Regions from separate parts of the Homo sapiens genome. Here region 2 is linked to region 1. A link is a loop called in an ENCODE intact Hi-C map of the cell type or tissue named here. Cell type or tissue: PC-3. All regions are shown on one strand. Each heading gives the region's core, and the rest is flanking DNA. Links, peaks and the distances in the headings are about the cores only. Region 1 overlaps OSBPL9 (oxysterol binding protein like 9). Region 2 overlaps OSBPL9 (oxysterol binding protein like 9).

Evidence for each region. Hi-C counts contacts between places; a loop is a spot of excess contacts. Peaks named below come from ENCODE experiments on the same cell type or tissue, not always from the same donor. Only the 100,000 strongest peaks of a DNase experiment are listed, where the experiment ranks them.
Region 2: a loop joins it to region 1, with 3 times the contacts of the local background. A loop is called at or near these places in 6 of 110 quality-filtered maps.

Annotation. Positions count from the first base shown.
Region 1 is chr1:51,621,933-51,631,563 of GRCh38, forward strand. All of the region lies in intron 1 of OSBPL9 (oxysterol binding protein like 9), which reads left to right. LOC105378719 (a long non-coding RNA gene) reads right to left here and starts at 612. Exons shown (of 3, transcript XR_947339.4): 1 at 540-612. RefSeq lists enhancers at 219-1,418, 562-701. In PC-3, for the core only: a CTCF peak has its summit at 5,938; no DNase peak of the experiment used is centred there; H3K4me3 peaks cover 599 bases; H3K27ac peaks cover 3,375 bases.
Region 2 is chr1:51,685,610-51,695,240 of GRCh38, forward strand. The region is part of intron 3 of OSBPL9 (oxysterol binding protein like 9); the gene reads left to right. Among named protein-coding and RNA genes, the nearest start is that of OSBPL9, 73 kb to the left of the region's middle. In PC-3, for the core only: no CTCF peak of the experiment used is centred there; DNase peaks (open chromatin) are centred at 4,762, 5,232 and 5,492; H3K4me3 peaks cover 829 bases; H3K27ac peaks cover 3,324 bases.

The sequences.
Region 1 (9,631 bases), core at 1,106-9,105:
GGAACCTATCAAATCAAGAGGCATATGATGTTAGCTTGTCTCTCTATGATGTTAAAATTGATCAGTAGGTTCAGGTGAAATGTGTGTTTTTTTTTTTATTTTAAAGAATATGGTTGCGGAGAAGTAATCAGGAGGTTGCTTTTGATGGGATTTAGTGATTGGATGTGAGTGAAAGGGGAAGAGTCTGAAGACATCCAGGTTTTCAGCTTGAGCTGGTTGAATGATAAAAAGGAAGATAGGAAGAACAGGTTGGGGGAGAGAAGTGGTTGCTTTGGGGCATGTTGAAATTGACATAAAGATGTGTTACAGTCTGGAGCTTGGGACAAAAATCTGGGCTGCATATCCTCTTATCAGTCAGTAAAACATAAAATAAATCTGGGCTGCAGATAAATATTAGTTTTTCATATATGGAGAGTTGAGAGAGTGAGTAGAATAGAGATCTTTGGATAGGACTCTGGAAAATACCACTGGATTTAGTTATCTATTGCGTTATGACAGATTACTCCAAAATGTAGCAATTTAAAACAACAGTTTGTTACCTCATAGTTTTCGTGGGTCAGAACTTTGAGTTCTGGCTCAGGGTCTCTTATGAAGTTGTAGTCAATATATTAGCCAGTGCTGCAGTCATCTGAAAGGCTTGACTGGAGCAGGAAGATCAGCTTCCACGATGACTCACATGGCTGTTGTCAGAAAGTGGCAGTTCCTTGCTGGCTGTTGGAAGGTGGCCTCATTCCTCACCAGGTAGCCTCTCCATTGAGCTGCTTAAGTGTCATCATGACAGAGCAGCTGGCTGTGATCCAAGTGAGAGCAAAGAGGAAGCCTCAATCCCTTTTATGACCTAGTCAGAGACCACCACTTCTGCCTTATTCTGTTCATTAGAGACAAGCCATTAAATTCCACTCATGCTCCTGGGGATGGGAATTTCAGACATGAGGAGGGAAATTAGGCTTTATCTTTTGAAAAGAATTTGTGGACAAATTTTAAACCACCACAATCACAATTTAAGGGATTGGCAGAGGAAAAAAGCTTGCACAGGAGAGTGAAAAGGGATGCCAGAGATGTAAGAGAAAAACTAGAAGAATGTGGCAGTCATGGATGGCAAGGTGGAAGTAGTAAATTGGCTTGAATACTGCTGAAAGGATTAAATAGATGAGATCTAAAGCATATCCATTGGATTGATGAACATCATTGATGTTCTTAGGCAGAGCAGTTTCCATGGAGTGGTAGGTATGGAATGCAGGTTGGAGTGGCTTGAAGAGTAAAGAGGAGGCAGGAAATATATGAAGCGAATGGAGGTTATTCAAGATGTTTCATTGTAGAAAGGGCAAAGAGGACATGGAATGTGGAATGGAGGGGAACAGTTTCTAAAATAGGAATATGCTTAAATGGTGTAGGGATGGGAAGCAAGGTCAATGTTAAAAATGAGGATACAGTCAGGACGCAAGGAGTATAGTAAAGATTTAGGACAATGACAGTGGGAACTGGAAAAAGGAATAGCTAAGGAATAGCTAAATATGATTTGTTTAGTCATTACCCACAAATGTTTAACCCTCTTTCTTGATTTGTATTGCTTTTGGAGAGAGGGTTAGAAACTGAATTAGTAAGTTACCTGGGCTACTCAAGATATTCCTTGTAAAAGGAGTCGTTAGAGAAATCATATGTTCTTTGCTGTTACACACTGTCTGGAAGAGACTTGTAATGACTTTGCATTTTAAAACCACTGCTAGTCAAAACACATTTAAGTGTTATTTGGCAGTCTTTAGCAATGTTTAGTAGATGATAAAAAAATCTACCATCTAATTATTAGATTTTAGATTTTTGAATAGCTTAAATGTATATATTTCTCTTGCAAACATGTAAAAGTAGTCTCAGATTCTCCTGGAAAGGTATCAGCACCACTCCCATCAAACATTTAAAAGCAAATTTATTCTTTTCTAAGTAAACCATTCTTGAATATATCAAATATGATTTTTATTGAGCTTATATATGGTACTTTTTTTTTTTTGTCGGAGTCTCGCTCTGTCACCCAGGTTGGAGTGCAGTGGCACGATCTCCACTCACTACCACCTCCACCTCCTGGGTAGAAGCAATTCTCCTGTCTCAGCCACCCGAGTAGCTGGGATTAAGGCACCCACCACCAGGCCTGGCTAATTTTTGTATTTTTAGTAGAGACGAGGTTTCACCATGTTGACCAGGCTGATCTTGAACTCCTGACCTCAGATCATCCACCTGCCTCAGCCTCCCAAAGTGCTGAGATTACAGGTGTGAGCCACCTTGCCTGGCTATATGGTACATTTTAGTAGTCCAAATCTAATAGAGTAGCTTTAGAATTATAAAAGGAACAAAAGAAAAATTGTATCTAAATCTAAATGGGCTGGGTGCAGTGGCTCATGCCTGTAATCCCCCAGCACTTTGGGAGTCGAGGCAGGTGGGTCACTTGAGGTCAGGAGTTCAAGACAAGCCTGACCAACATGGTAAAACCCCGTCTGTACTAAAAATACAAAAATTAGCCGGGCATGGTGGTACACCTCTGTAATCCCAGCTACTTGGGAGGCTGAGGCAGGAGAATCGCTTGAACCCGGAAGGCAAAACCCGTGAGCTGAGATCACGCCACTGCACTCTAGCCTGGGTGACAGAGTGAGACTCTGTCTCAAAAAATAAATAAATAAATAAATAAAAATAAAAATAAATCCAAACACCCTGAAAAGACATAAAGAAACTCTCTAAGATAGTGAGTAGTATCAGTGGGAAGAATTATTTGGAAATTTTTTATCTTTTACTTTCCTTGAATACTTTAGACAGTCTTGATTTTTCCCTTTTCTAAAACTCCTGAGCCTAGCTCATATACTTCTTTTGGGCATTAATCATCTTACATCTGCTACAATTAACTAAATGTATCTCTAGTACATTCTTTATCTGTACAGCAAGCTTGTAAACTCCATGATGGCAGTACTGAACATCATAATAATCTTCAAGCCTGACAATGAGGCATATTATTCTCCTTGTGAATAGAATATGAATGGCCCTTCTAATTCGAATTATAGGTGAGTGAGGCAGAAGGCTGTTTGGAATTCTTGTTTACACAGCCTTGTAAGTTTTACAGAATATACTAATAGCAAATATGTATGTTTCCACAGTTTATGTAAAACCTGATTGGGTTTATATTAACAACAGAGGTTTTTTGTTTAGTCATCCAGAGCCTGTGGAACTGTGTGCCATCTTTGCTTCCTGTGTTGTAGCAGACAAGCAGTCAATTCTTGCTTCTGTTGCAAGCAGTTTTCTTGATGGTGATAATTTGTAGAAAGATGTAGAGTTGTTCTTAAATATGCCACTCCAAAAGTGGCAATTGTATGATTAGATTTTCTTTTTTTAAAATGTAATTTAATTTATTTTAAACTAATCTAGACCATGCCAGTTGGAAGGATTAGATTTTCAAATAGGTAATCCCGATCAAAACTAGAACAGTGTACAAGTGATTTAGATTAAGGATTGAATTTCTTTTACTGTTTATAGAGAAATACAGACAAAGAAATGGCCACCCCAATCAATTGTTTCCTTCTCATTTATTTAATTGTAAAGGATTATCTTCTTCTTCTTTTTTTTTTTTTAATGGGGTACTGCTCTGTCATCCAGGCTGGAGTGCAGTGGCATGATTTTGGCTCACCGCAACGTCCAGCACCAAGACTCAAAATCCTCCCACCTCACCTCAGCCTCCTGAGTAGCTGGGACCATAGGCATGCGCCACCACACTGGCTAACTTTTTGTATTTTTGGTAGAGATGGGGTTTCACCATGTTGGCCAGGCTGGTCTCAAACTCCTGAGCTTAAGCAATCCACCCTCCTCGGCCTCCCAAAGTGCTGTGATTATAATTGTGAGCCACTGCATTCAGCCCAGGATTATTTTAAAAATGGAATTTACTTGCAGAAGTTAAGTTTACATGTTACATGGGATGATATAAATGGAATTATATTCAAGGAAAGTATTTCCAGGTATTCATAATTAATTTTTTTCTATTCACATGACAATGTTAAAATTATTGTAAAAGTTGATTGTCTATTTCTTGGAGTTTTGTTCCATTGAGGCCCCATGATAAGATTGTCTACTTATTTCTTGTATTTTATCTTAGTATTGTTATGGCACAGCTGGGTGAAAATACACTGGATAAAAATGTGATCTGTCGTTCTGGCAGCTATCTTTTGTCTCTCAATCCTCTTCTTTCCTCCATCACTCATAGGAGATGCCATGCTTACCAGAGACAATAGTCCATTTGGTGGGAACACTCTCAACTCCTTGTTCTCCCACCTATTTTGATATATCTATTTTCCTCTTTATACTTGCTTTTACCTTTCCCTATCATAGAAGAGGTAATCCTGTGTTCTGGATTCCATTTGCTCACAAACTTTTCGGGGATCTCAGTCTATAGATTTTCTCCTCTATCTGCTTTCTCTCCTCTCTCTATTTAACTTCTTCCTCACTACAGATTTTTCTTATTTAAGAATATTATTATTATTATTATGCAGTATAACAAACAGTTGTAATCATTTTATACAGACATTTTTAGATAGCCTGTTGCTTTTTATTCTTTTTTTTCCCCCTTACAACCAGATCTCACTCTGTCACCCAGGCTGGAGTACAGTGTGCTATCACAGCTCACTGCAGCCTCGACCTCCCAGGCTTAAGCAATCCTCCTGCCTCAGTCTTCTGAGTAGTTGGGATTGCAGGCATGTGCCACCACACGAGCTAATTTTTGTTTTGCTTTTTTTTTTTGGTAGAGTTAGGGTCCCACTGTGTTGCCCAGGCTAGTCTTGAACTCCTGGACTCAAGTGATACTCCCGCTTTGGCCTTCCAAAGTGCTGGGATTACAAGTGTGAGCCATGACACCTGGCCATCTTTAATTTTGATGATGTCCAGTTTATTTGTTCTTCTGCTGCTGCTTATGCTTTTGGTGTCGTATCTGAGAAATCATTGCTTAATCTAAAGTCACAAAGTTTCATATCTATGTTTACTTCTAAGAGTTGTTTATTTTAGCTATAATGGGTAGGTCTGATCCATTTTTGTTGTTGGTCATGGTTTTTTTGTTTGTTTATTTTGAGACAAGGTCTTTCTCTGTTGTCCATCCTGGAGTGCAGTGGCACAATCATAGCTTATAGCAGCCTCAAACTCCCAGGCCAAGTGATCCTACCACCTCAGCCTCCTGAGTAGCTGGGACTACAGGCTTGTGCCACCATGTGGGCTACTTTTTTTATTTGTAGAGGATGGGGTCTTGCCATGTTGCTCACACTGTTCTCCAGCTCCTGGGCTGAAATGATCCTTCTGTCTCAGCCTCCCAAAGTACTGGGATTATATGTGTGAGCCACTGCACCTGGCTAGTTTTTTTTTTTAATATGGAATGAGGTAAGGGTCCACCTTTATTCTTTTGCATGTGGATATCCAGTTGTCCGAGCATCATCTGTTGGAAAGACTTCTTTCTCCATTGAATTGTTTTGGCATTCTTGTTGGCAGTTAACTAACCATAAATGTGAAGATTTGTATTTAGACTGTCAGTTCTATTCCATTGACTTATTTGTCTGTACTTACGCCTGTACTATACTGTCTCAATTACTGTAGCTTTGTAGTAAGTTCTGAAATTGGGAAATGTAAATCTTCTAACTTTCTTTGTTCTTTTTCAAGATAGTTTTGGCTATTCTGGATCCTTTGAATTTACATATGAATTTTAGGATGGACTGACTTTTTCATTAATGTATTAACATGTTCATCTCTCCTACTTTGAAAAATGTCTCTCCTAATTCTGTTTTTTTTTTGAAAATATCATCCTAACCTGTCTTCCTCAATATACATTTGTGTATTGAAATGCCTGTCTCTGTTAGTCCATCTTGCATTTACTCGACAGCACTCTTTTTTACCTCCACATTTCACTGAAAATTCCAGCAGAGGTCCCCAGTGATAGCTTTGTTGCTAAACCCAATGGGTGCTTTTTTCGCTCTTAATCTTAGCACTGTCTCCATAGCATTTGATGACACTGGTTACTCTTTTACAGCTTTAAAAATTGTTTTACTGTTCTTGAAGAGATGACATTGTACTCTTAATTATTTTTCTACCACTGTACTAATGAAGGCCTACTCTCAATTTTTTTTTTTTTTTGGAAAGGACTATTGCAGTATTACTCTAAATTTTTAAAAGAAGAGTCAAACTATAGTGAAAGGTCTATACAGTAGAAGGAAGAAAAGTCACACCTGAAATCCTACTTATCTGTGTTTTGGAGAATAGCTTTCCTAACAACTCTTTATGCACAAATACACATCTGTGTACTTTATATAAATGGAATCATTTTATACATGATATTCTACAACCTAAAAGCATTTTAAGATTTTTCTGTGTAAGTTATTGTACCATTTTGTATTGTATTTCTTCAAGAGGCAAATGAACAAAAGATAACATTTTTTCTTCATCTTTATTTAATAAGATCTCAGTCATCTGGCTTTGGGAAGTTAAAATTCCTACGCTGGCCTGGTGCAGTGGCTCGTGCCTGTAATTTCAATACGTTGGGAGGCTGAGGTGGGAGAATTGCTTGAACCCGGGAGGTGAAGGTTGCAGGGAGCTGAGATTGCGCCACTGCACCCCAGCCTGGGCGACAGAGCAAGACTCCATCTCAAAAAAATAAAAAAGAAAAGAGAAAAAGAAAAATATCTAAATTTTTTATTATGACTTTACTATGACTTTGTGATCTGCTTCAATTTATCTTTCTTTTTTTCTTTTTTTTTTTTTTTTTGAGATGGAGCCTTGCTCTGTTGCCCAGGCTGGAGTGCAGTGGCGTGATCTCGGCCCACTGCAGCCTCTGCCTGCTGGGTTCCAGCAATTCTCCTGCCTCAGGCTCCTGGGTAGCTGGGATTACAGGTGCGTGCCACCATGTCCAGCTAATTTTTGTATTTTTAGTACAGACGTGGTTTCACCATGTTGGCCAGGCTGGTCTCCTGACCTCAAGTGATCCACCCTCCTCGGCCTCCCAAAGTGCTGGGATTACAGGCCTGAGCTACCATGCCCGGCCTTAGCTTAACACTCTCTATTCACTTGAGCTTTTCTTCTGTTCCTTTGAAGTTCTTCAAACTTGTTCTTGCCTCAGGGCCTCTGAATGTTTTCTGTCTTGGACAGGTCTAGCATGGTTGATTACTTCTTATACAGGTTTTCATTCATATGTCACTGCTCAGAGAAGCCTTTCTATAACAAACCATCTAAAGTAGGCCTCTCACCCTCAGTTGCTATCATAATCATCTCGTTTGATTTTTCATGGCATATATTGTTATTGCTTTATTTTGTTTCTCTTGCTTATTGTCTGTTTCTGTCTTGTATGAATAGAATGTAAGTTCCATTAGAACAGAGACTTTATTTATCTTCATCATTTTATCTCCAGCATCTAGAGCAGTGCCTGGCACTTAGTGGCTTTTCAGTAAATATAGTCATGGGTCGCTTAACAATGGGGCAGGAGTGTGGGGAGATATCTTCTGAGAAATTTGTTAGGTGATTTTATCATTGTGTGGATGTCATAAAGTGGGCTTACACAAACTTAGATCATATAGTTTACTACATACCTAGTCCATGTGGTAGGCTGCCACCCTGTACAGTGTGAAACTGTATGGGCAGGCCAAAGGGAAAACTTCTTGGCCTTTGGAGGTTCGCTGAAATGCAACTGACAAAAGGCAGATTCATAGGAGAAAAGGCATACAAATTCACTAATGTGGCTCGGTGCAGTGGCTCATGCCTGTAATCCCAGTGCTTTGAGAGGCTGAGGTGGGTGGATCACCTGAGATCAGGAGTTTGAGACCAGCCTGGCCAACGTGGTGAAACCCTGTCTCTACTAAAAATACAAAAATTAGCTGGGTGTGGTGGTGTGCGCCTGTAGTCCCAGCTACTTGGGAGGCTGAGGCAGGAGAATTGCTTGAAACTGGGAGTTGGAGATTGCAGTGAGTCAAGACTGTGCCACTGCACTCCAGCCTGGGCGACAGAGCCATATTCCATCTCAAAAAAAAAAAATTATTAATGTGCATGGGGGAGGGGGAGTTATGGAGTGATTACCCCAACCCCCTAATGGAGTACAGTAATTTATATACCCTTTTTCACAGGGGACGGAGGAGATGGGGAGTGTAGACAATTCTTTTAAAGGGTACTAAATGATTACTGGGGGGAATGAATGAATCAAGGAGACAGAAAAGTCCATCCAGGTGTAGTTGCATTTCTCAGTCTTCTTTTCTGTGATAGATAATGAGATTTCAGAAAGGGGATAGAAGACAATTGTGGTTTTTTTGGTAAGATGCTTTTTTGGTCAGATAAGGAAATGCCAGAGAGTCTCTCCCGGCGCTGGGTCAGGGAGAAACAAGACAAGGTTAGAGGGACCTTGATCCTAAGTTTTATTTCTAAGGCCTTTCAATTTTCAAAAGCACCATGCCCAAGTGCCATATTTTCTGGGTTAGTCGTTTTCTGCACTACAACATTACTGTACTGAATACTGTAGGCAATTGTAATATAATGGTAAATATTTGTGTATCTAAATGTATCTAAGCATAGAAAAGATACAATAAAAATAGGTATAAAAGATAAAAAATGGTACACCTGTATAGGGCACTTACCATGAATGAAGCTTGCAGGACTGGAAGTTGTTCTGATGAGTCAAAGAGTGAGTGGTGAGTGAATGTGAAGGCCGGGGACATTACCATACACTACCATAGACTTTATAAACACTGTACATTTAGGTAACGCTAAACTTACAAAAAAAATTTCTTTCTTCAATAAATTAACCTTAGCTTACTGTAGTGCTTTACTTGATAAACTTTTAATTTTTTTAAAACACCTTTAATTTTTGTTTTAACTTTTTGACTCCTTCGTATTGACACTTGGGTTTAAAACACAAGCACATTGTACAGCTGTACAAAAGTATTTTCTTTCTTTATATGCTTATTCTATAAGCTCTTTTCTATTTATAAGTTTTCTTATTTTATGTTTTTTATTTTAAGCTTTTTCTTGTTAAAAATACAACTGCCCAATGGGTTCTTTCTGCCCACTGCGCAAAGAAAATCAGTTTGTGGAGACCATGGCATTACAGTAAAGAAAGTTTGACACGAGGCTGGCCTCACTCTGAGGTTAGGGATTTTTCAAAGATAGTTTGGTGTGCTGGGGCCTACAGTATGGGGAGTGCTGATTGGTTGGGTTGGAGCTGTCCTCTTGTGCTGAGTTGCTTCTAGGTGAGGCCACAGGAGCAGCTGGCATGTCCATGTGGGAGCCATCAGTTGTCAGACATGCAAAAAACTTGAAAAGATATCTCAAAAAGGCCAATCTGGCTGGGCATGGTGGTGCATGCCTGTAATCTCAGCGCTTTGGGAAGTAGCAGCAGGAGGATCATTGAGCCCAGGAGTTTGAGACCATCCTGGGCAACATAGTGAGACCCCATCTCTACAAAAAACTAAAAAAATTAGCCAAGCATGGTGGAGTGTACCTGTGGCCCCAGCTACTTGGAGGCTGAGGCAGGAAGATCGCTTGAGCCCAACAGGTCGAGGGTACAGTGAGCTATGATCATGCCACTGCATTCCAGCCTAGGCAACAGAGCAAGACCCTGTCTCAAAAAGAAAAAAAAAAGACCAAC
Region 2 (9,631 bases), core at 1,100-9,099, 64 kb after region 1:
CTGGTCTCGAACTCCTGACCTCAAGTTATCTGCCCGCCTTGGCCTCCCAAAGTGCCGGGATTACAGGCGTGATTCACTGCACCCGGCCCCTACTATGATTATCTTTGTCTTTTGAACCTCCTCCATTAACCTCTTACAAAAGACCTCTACAAGGCATTCATTCTTAGGATCATGGTGCTTTCATTAATGTATTCCACATGTAACACTGATACAGCGTATAGATTAAAGTTAAATTTTATCATTAGATTTTCTTAATATTAAATTTGGGACCATAAGAGAGTTTGAATACCCAGGAAAAAAGAAATCGAGTTCAAATAAATATAAGAAAGTCTCTATCTTTGCCAGGGGACCTCTGCTTTAGGTAACTGCCCAGTGGGAGGAATCAGGGGATCAAATAAAAGAAAATTGAACTGGTCCTTGAATATGGATGATTTAAATCAAGTGGAGATGGGTGTCAGTGGGAATTTTTCTTGGAGGGGATGATTGTAAATTTTTTCTGGAGAAGATTATTATGATATAGAAGTGAGCCTCTGGTGCATAAAAATGGGGTGCAGAGGATGCAAATGCTTACTTCGGGTTCAGTTAACGTGCAGGGAGTATAATTCTCCTAGGTACCTCACACATACTTAAAAAGTAGGTATTTTTATTCTCATTTTATAGATAAGGAAACTGAGGCTTGTGTAAGTTTTTATTCCATGTCACACATGTAGGAAGTGGCAGAGCCTGGATTCAAACCTATGCTCTTTTCATCACATGGTGCTGCTTGTTCATGCCTTTCCTTCCTTGTTACTCTTGGCTATACTCATGTCTGTCTCTTTTACCATGGCTTAACCTCTTTGCAGCTCTAGCTTCACTGCTGTTCTCTCTCCTAAACAGCATAGCATCCTTCCTACACTGACTGTATTAGCAATGTTTTCATGCTGTCAGGTGGTTTTGGTTGTCACGTTTCTCCTGTGCTTAGTGTATATCCATGTTGATGCTTGTCACTGGGCAGGGACCCAGCTGAGGCAAAGGAACTGGGGCATTGGTTGGAAAAGATGGGCTTGAGTCATGGCATGAGGCATAAGATGATCAAGTCTGTTACCAGGTGTGTGGGAGGTTTGGAAACCTGGCCAGAGAAAGGCCTAGGGATGCTCCCCGTATGGATTTAAGGGTCAGGGAGTCAAACATTAACCTGTACCCAATTTAATTTTAATCCTGTTCTAACACACAGTTCTCTTACTGTGTCAACTGAGGGAGTATTCCCAGATTGTTGAAGGAAACAAACCAATATGTTTTCTCATATTTACTCCTTCTTTGCAGAAGTCCTGCTTTCCAAAGAAGACTGAATGTAGAGCATGAGGTTACCAGTAAAATAAGGATGCCAATGCTGACTCTATAAGTGTTGTGAGATTAGAGAAATGCATATAAATACTCAACATGGTGCCTGGCAAATAGCAGGGCTCGAAACACCTTAGCTGCTGCTGTTACTCTGTATGAATTTACTTGTGATAATGCTGCTGCTGTTTCTGGGATTCCCCATTTCTCCTTTTTCTAGTCTAGGGTTTGGCTTAGTGATAACCCAAAATTGAAAATCCCACACACTGAGGATGGCACAAGGGATACAGAACTGATGGAGTGCTATTCAGGGGGTCTCAGTTTGATAGGAGGAATGACTGATGAGCATAGCAGCTGGTACAGCAGGAACTGTACCAAAGGCTTAAGTACATCTTCTCATTTAATTCTTTTAACAACCCAAAAGATAACTATAAGGAAACTTAAGCACAGGATGCAAAATAACTTATGCATAGTATGTAATTTGGAACAAATAATTACAGTACAACATAAGTGCCATAGAGACCTATGGAAATGTTGAAGAGAAAACTAGTAGAGGCAAGGAAAAGCTTCACAGAAGAGATAATGTTTGATGTGGGTTTTGAAGGATGAAATAGAGGTGGAGATTGGCAAGGCTGGAAGTGGAAAGAAGGATCACTTAGCAACCTGCAGAGAAAGGGGCAGCACATTCTAAGCAAAGGGAACCGTGTATGCACAAGCTTGGAAGTGTGGAAAAGGATGACCTGTTTGAGAAATGTAAGAAGTGTCCTATATTTTAGAATACACGGGAGGTGAGGAGAAGGAGGCTTGAGTTGAGCTGGAACTAGATAGATCATCAAAGATCTCATACACCAGAATGATAGGTTAAAACACCTTTTCTGTAAATTAGGAAAGGGCAATTTTAGTCAGGGAAGCCTCCTCGTCACATTTGTGGCTCAGAGGGAACACTAGGAACCAGAGTGAAGAGAAGTGAGATTGGAGACAAGGAGCCTAGTGTGGAGCTTACTGCAGAGGCTCTGGTGAGAGATGGTGAAGGTTTGAACCAAGGCAGTAACGGTGGTTGCTTTTACTTACACAGGGTACATCCTGATTGTCAATGGATGGACTATGAATGGAACATGACTATTCGAAGTATAAAAATTGACGCTTGACCATGTTCTCTCTGTGGGAGTTTTTAGGTAGCTTACAAAACTTTTGAGGAATTTACATTTTCAACTAATGAGATAAATCAGGGTAATGCCATAAATGCAATGTGCAGTTGAATTTTAGCAATGTGGACAGGTTGGTTCATGGTAGAGAGAAGTGAATCTGAGCCATAGCCTATCTGAAAAGAAATACCTTTTCTAGCTTTATATATAGAAACTAGAACTAAGTTTAACATTGTTGTCTAATATATATTTTTTGGCATGTCATCAAGAATTTCTTGGGCCAGGCATGGTAGCCTATGCCTGTAATCTCAATACTATGGGAGTTTGAGTCAGGAGGATTGCTCAAGCCCAGGAGTTCAAGACCAGCCTAAGCAAAGAGGCGAGATCCTTTTGAAATTACCAGGGCATGGTGTTATGCATCTATAATCCTAGCTACTTGGGAGGCTGAGGTGGGAGGATCACTTGAATCTAGGAGTTCGAGGCTGCTGTGAGCTATGATTGTGTCAGTGCACACCAGCCTGGGCAACAGAGCAAGATCCTGTCTCTAAAAAATAAAAATAAACTAAAAAAATTTTTTAAAAGAATTTTAAAAAAGTTTTTACATTTTGTACTTAATGAATTTGATTTAAGCATAGTGATTTGGTATAAATCATTGTAAGTCCTAAATGTAGGGAGGGCTGAATCAGTGACATTTTACTATATATAGATTGTGTTTTATGAGATGGAGTTAAAGCTTGTGGAGTGTACTTGGATTATGTCTGAGTTTATATTGCAGCCTTGGTCTAGGACTATATGCTCTCTGAAAGAAAGGTGAAGATATTATATTAACAGCTTATGCTAAATATAGAGAAGGGAGGAAGTAGCTTACTGCTAGTTCTTTGCCCTGAGCAGAAGTCCTTGGAAAGCTACTGAGGGCAAAGAGTGAAGCCTTCAGAAAGGTTGTTTACCAGGAATATTATAAGATTATAATGCAGAAATACCTTCACTCTACCTTATACCCTGAAGAAATATTTGCATATTCTTTTTAAGTCTAAAGGGCTTCCTTACCTGCAATGTGTAAGGAATAACATCTGTTTTCAGAAAATTCTCTAAACATTTTATTTATAGTAACATAAATCAGTCATGGTAATTTCTTATAATGTGGTTCTGTTACTCTGTTAGGCCACATCTGTTTTGGCTTTGCTTGCCTTGGAAGCCAACAAAAGAATTCAGTAGCAAATTCTTTTTTCCTATAGATTTATATTTTTGGCCTTGCTTTAGTTTCTTTCCTGAATTTTCTAACAGGCATTTTTTTTTCTTTCTTTCCTTTCATTGACTTACTCAAAAGTTGAATGATGTGTAATATTCTTCCTTTCTGAAACTCTTAGCCTTGGTAATCAATGGGCAGGTATTTTTGAAGTTCTATATTTTCCCTCATGAATTGAGATTTAGCTTTAGCTTCTTCTAATTACCTCCTGTCATTCTTCTTTCTCTTTTCTTCCCCAGAATATGTTAAAGATATATTTTACATTTTGGCTTTCCCTGGAGAAGGAAGGTTAATATTCAATAAAACCTCTTTTAATAAGATTCTTGCAGAGGTCAAGTTTACCAAATTTCAGGATTAGTTGAGTCTGAGACTCTTCCAGCCCCAAATAAAATTTTGGTAACCTACCACCTCCTAATCTGATTTTCTTCCTGTTTTCTCTATGTTATAAAACAGCACTTCATTTACCCAATTAGCCAAATTTGAAGCCTTCTGTTTCCCTAAGTCTACATTCCCTACATTCCTCTCTGTATCTGATGAGTTACCATGTCCATTGGATTCCATCTTTTCTTTATCTCCTGTCAATGACATGACCCAGGTTCATTCTTTCTATAGCTTTTTAAGCTTCCTGTTCTCCCTTTTTCTGGATTCTTTTCTGCCAAAGCAACCTCCTTATTGACATTTGAGTGAATTCTCTAAAACCATCCTATTTCTAACATTTTTGTAGTCCTTTCGGTATTATATTAATGTATCTTAAAGATTAAAAACTCAAATCCTGATTTTTCTAGATTTCAAAATTAAGAAATAATGACCTAAGATTAGGCCTTCTCTGAAGCCTAGAGTTAAAATAGGAAATATTTACTGTAGGAGCTACATTTTTTAGGATATATTTACAGATAAATTTGGTGAGGCTTTCCATTGACTAGTAATAATTTAACTAAGAAGCATGTGATTTTAGAATGAACTGAAAAGAACCCATTAATCTACATTTGGTTTTCATTGTCTGCTTTGAGTGAATCACTGATACCTGGTTGCCCACTACAGTGCTGACTTTGTTCCAGAGACTCACAGCATTGCCTCATATTGTCGAAGTGGAAGTTGTGGGGGAGGAACACTTGTGTAAATATTTGCCTGCATTTTATCTGACAGTTTTGGAGACTTCAGCTAAAACTATTCATAAATTGTTGAAAGATCCAATTGTGGCAGCTTTAAAAGGATCATTAAGCAAAAATAAAGATTTCTTAGGAAATCTAATTTTAGTCTCTAAATATAATAATGGAACCCTGCACTGAATAATAAATTAGTGGATCATCATTCCTCATTCAGCAAATATTTATTGAGCACCTATATGGGTGGCATTATTCTAGGGGCTTGGGATACATCAATATATAAAACAGATAAAGATCCCTGCCTTTGTAGAGCTTATATTTCAGAAGCAGGAGGGAGAAATAAACATGAATAAGTATACAATCATGTGTTGCTTAATGATGGTGATCGGTTCTGGGAAATGCGTCATTAGACAGTTTCATCATTGTGCCAACATCACAGTGTGTACTTACACAAACCTAGATGGGATAGCCTAATGTACACCTAAGCTACATGAGATAGCCTATTGTTCCTAGGCTACAAGCCTGTAGAGTATTACTGAAGTAAATACTGTAGATAGTTGTAACACAATGATAAGTATCTGTGTATTTAAACATAGAAAAGATACAGTAAAAATATAGCATAAAAGATAAAAAATGGTATGCCTGTATAGGGCACTTACCATGAACGGAGCTTGCAGGATTGGAAGTTGCTCTGGGTGAGTCAGTAAGTGAGTGGTGAGTGAATGTGAAGGCCTTGGACATTACTGTGTACCACTGTAGATTTTATAAACACTGTACACTTAGGTTACACTAGATTTATTTAAAAATTTTTTCTTTCTTCAATAATAAACTAACCTTAGCTTGCTGTAACTTTTTTTTTTTTTTTTTTTTTTTTGAGATGGAGTCTCACTCTGTCGCCCAGGCTGGAGTGTGGTGGCATGATCTCGGCTCACTGCAACCTCTGACTCCTGGGTTCAAGCGATTCTCCTGCCTCAGCCTCTTGAGTAACTGGGATTACAGGCGAGCGCCACCATGCCCGGCTAGTTTTTGTATTTTTAGTAGACACGGGGTTTCACTAGCCTAATGTACACCTAAGGCTGGTCTCGAACGCCTGACCTTGTGATCCACCTGCCTCGGCCTCCCAAAGTGCTGGGATTACAGGCTTGAGCCACCGCACCCAGCCATTAGCTTGCTGTAACTTTTTTTACTGGATAAGCTTTTTAATTTTTTTAACTTCATGTCTCTTTTGTAATAATACTTAGCTTAAAACACAAACATATTGTATAGTTATAAAAATATTTTCTTTATATCCTTATTCTCTAAGCTTTTTTCTATTTAAGATTTTTTTTTATGTTTTAAAGTTTGTTTTTTTTTAAATGAAGATACAAACACACACATGATCCTAGGCCTACACAGGGTCAGGAACTTTAATATCACTGTCTTCTGCCTCCACATCTTGTCCCGCTGGAAGGTTTTCAGGGGCAATAACAGGCATAGAGCTATCATCTCCTATGATAACAATACCTTCTTCTGGAATACCTCCTGAAGGACCTGCCTGAGGCTGTTTTACAGCTTTAAAAAATAAATAAATAGAAGGCATACACTCTAAAATAAAGATAAAAAGGCTGAGTGCAGTGGCTCACACTTACAATCCCAGCACTTTGGGAGGCCAGGCAGGAGGATTGCTTGAGTCCACGAGTTTGAGATCAGCCTGGGCAACATAGCGAGACCCTGTGTCTACAAATAATTTTTAAATATTAGCCAGGCGTGGTAGCATGCACCTTGTATTCTCAGCTACTAAGAAGGCTGAGGTGAGAGAATCGCTTGAGCCTGGGAGGTCAGGGCTGCTGCAGTGAGCTCTGATTGTGCCACTGCACTCTAACCTGGGCAACAGAGTAAGACCTCGTCTGAAATAAATAAGTATAAAGTAAAATAATGTTAAAAAGTATAGTATAGTAAATACATAAACCAGTCACATTGTCATTTATTATCATTATCAAGCATTATAACCATACATGTCTGTACATGCCATACTTTTTTATGACTGGCAGAGCAGTAGATTTGTTTACACCAGCATTGCCACAAACGCCCTGCAAAGTTAGGACAGCATCAGGGTGGCTATGTCACTAGGTGATAGGAATTACAATCTTACAGGACCACTGTCATATATGCAATCCCTCCCTCCCTCCTTTTCTTCCTTTTCCTTTCTCTCTCTCCTTCCTTCCTTCCTTCCTTGCCCTCCCTCCCTCCCTTCCTTTCTTTCTTCTTTTTTTTTTTTTTTCCAGGTTCTTGCTATGTCACTCAGGCTGGAGTACAGTGGCATGATCATGGCTCACTGCAGCCTTGATCTCCTGGGCTTAGCAATCCTCCTACCTTACCCTCCCAAAGTGATGGGATTACAGGAGTGAGCCACTGCACCCCGCCTGCAGTCTGTCTTTGACTAAATGTCATTGCAGTCCATGACTGTATATGTTAGAAGGGATAAGTACAATAGAGAAAAGAAAAAGATAGTGCAGGATAATGGGAATTGAGAATGCTCGGTTAGGGGGCCAGGTTTTAGTCTATGCTGTTTAGAAGAGTTCATTGAGAAGATAGCATCTGAAAAGGTGACAAATTATCACTTGTCCTATAATTATGACTACCAATTAGTTGCTAAGAAAATGTCAGGCTCTGAAAATTAAGAAAATATGGATCAGCCTGAGTGTGATGGCTCACCCCTGTAATTCCAACACTTTGAGAGGTAGGAGGATAGGTTGAGCCCAGGATGTCAAGACCAGCCTGGGTAACATACCGAGACCCTGTTTCTACAAAAAATAAAAAAAATTAGCCTGGCATGGCACTTAGCTGTGGTCTCAGCCACTTAGGAGGCTGAAGCAGGAGGGTCGCTTGAGCCCAGGAGGTCAAGGCTGCTGCGAGCCATGTTAGTATCACTGCATTCCAGCCTGGGCAACAGAATCTTTTTTAAGACTGTCTTTAAAAAAAAAAAAAGAGAGAGAGAGAGAAAAGAAAAGAAGAAAATATAGATCAGATTTTATCCCAAACCTCAGGGATAGCTGAGCGAGGGAAGGGAAAAAAATGTAAACAAATTAGAGCATTATAGTGTTGTAGATGCTTTGACAGAAGCATATAGGAGGCGTAGTAAGGCACACAGATCTTTCTAATGTGATCTCACCTCTGTTCTTAATATGATAGCAGTTTATTTAAATAATGACTCAGACTTCGTGGATATCAAAGCATAGGCTTAGATTACTTTAATCTCAGTCATGTGAATTGGTCATTCTCTCTCCTCACCTCTTTTTACCTTTTTAAAAAATACCATCTTAGGTTGAATTAATGTGAGCTGATTTTAATTCTAAAAAATATATATACCATCTGACTACTCAGCATGTCCCAACTTGTTCCAAACTATAGTCAGTTGCATTTTGAACCATCTGATTATCTAAGTGGAATATTTGTATTCAGCATCCATGCTGCTATTCGTAGTGTAACTACCCACAGATACATAATGAGCAAGACACTAAAATGTGCAAGGCATTTTGGAAAATGCCAGAGATACAGCCATGAATAAGGCTGTCAAGCTTCTGCTTTCTAGGAGCTTACATTCTGTTGGAGGAAGCAATCAAGTAAGATATCACATGTATTATATACCAGCAGTTCCCAGACTTTTTGGTCTGAGGATCCTTGTACACTTTTTAATGTTATTTAAGGACTTTAAACAGCTTTTCTTTATGTGGGTTATATTTATTAATTTGCCAGTTTAGAAATTAAAACTGAGGGATTTTGAAAACATGTACTTATTTATTTAAAAATAGCCACAAGAAACCCATTATACTAACATTAATGAGAAAATAATAATTTTCCCAAACAAATAGTGAGAAGAATGGCATCATGTTAGATTTTTGCAATTCTCTTTAACGTCTGACTTAATAGAAGACAGCTGGATTCTCATATCTGCTTATGCATTCAATCTATTATGATGAGTTGTTCGGATTGAAGTATATGAAAATGTAGCCTCAACAGATACGTGGTTAGAAAAGGGAGGAATATTTTAATAGCCTTTTTAGATAACTGCGAATATTCTTTGATACTCACCAAAATTTAAGTGATAGTTACTTAAAGTTTAGTTGCAATGTGAAATCTGAAATTGTATTAATGACGTTATATGAAAATATTTTTATTACATTAAAATCCATTGGTTTGTGTGGCACTTTGAATAGATCTTTTATGCTTTGTATGAGTTTGTAACATCATGCGTTGGTTATTTGAAAATCAAATCGGTTTACTGAATTATATGGATCTTCCAAATATTGACACATTTCATTTTATGACATAAAAAAATTACATTTGTTGATATTGCTCCAAACTAATCAGAAAAGGCTTTAAGTTTTCAGAATCTGTCAAGGTCGTGGTGGCTGGTGAATACATGTTTTCCAAAATTCTAATGTTTGCCTACAAGCTTGAATTTTATAATTGGCAATAAATGTTGTCAATTTTTCCTGAAATGACAAACTCACTTCATTCATTTTCGGGGAAATGTTTGCCAAACACCCGAGAGTGAATAATTTAGTTTGTCATTTGTTCTTTGTAGTAAAAATGATATTCTGTTAACAAAGTGCCCATTAGTTCCCAACTCAGACATTTGCACAAATGCTTTTCCTTGAGATAACCGTTATACTTTAGTGTGTAGCAGAAGTACTTTATATGTGCTTCCCATTTGTCACAGAGACTATGTATTAAATATTTACTCGAGGGTCAAAATTTGATGATGTTTACTGCTTTTCTTCAAGGGCATTCTTAAAAGAAATAGTAATGTTTTATTTTTCCCTGCAAGCATGTAG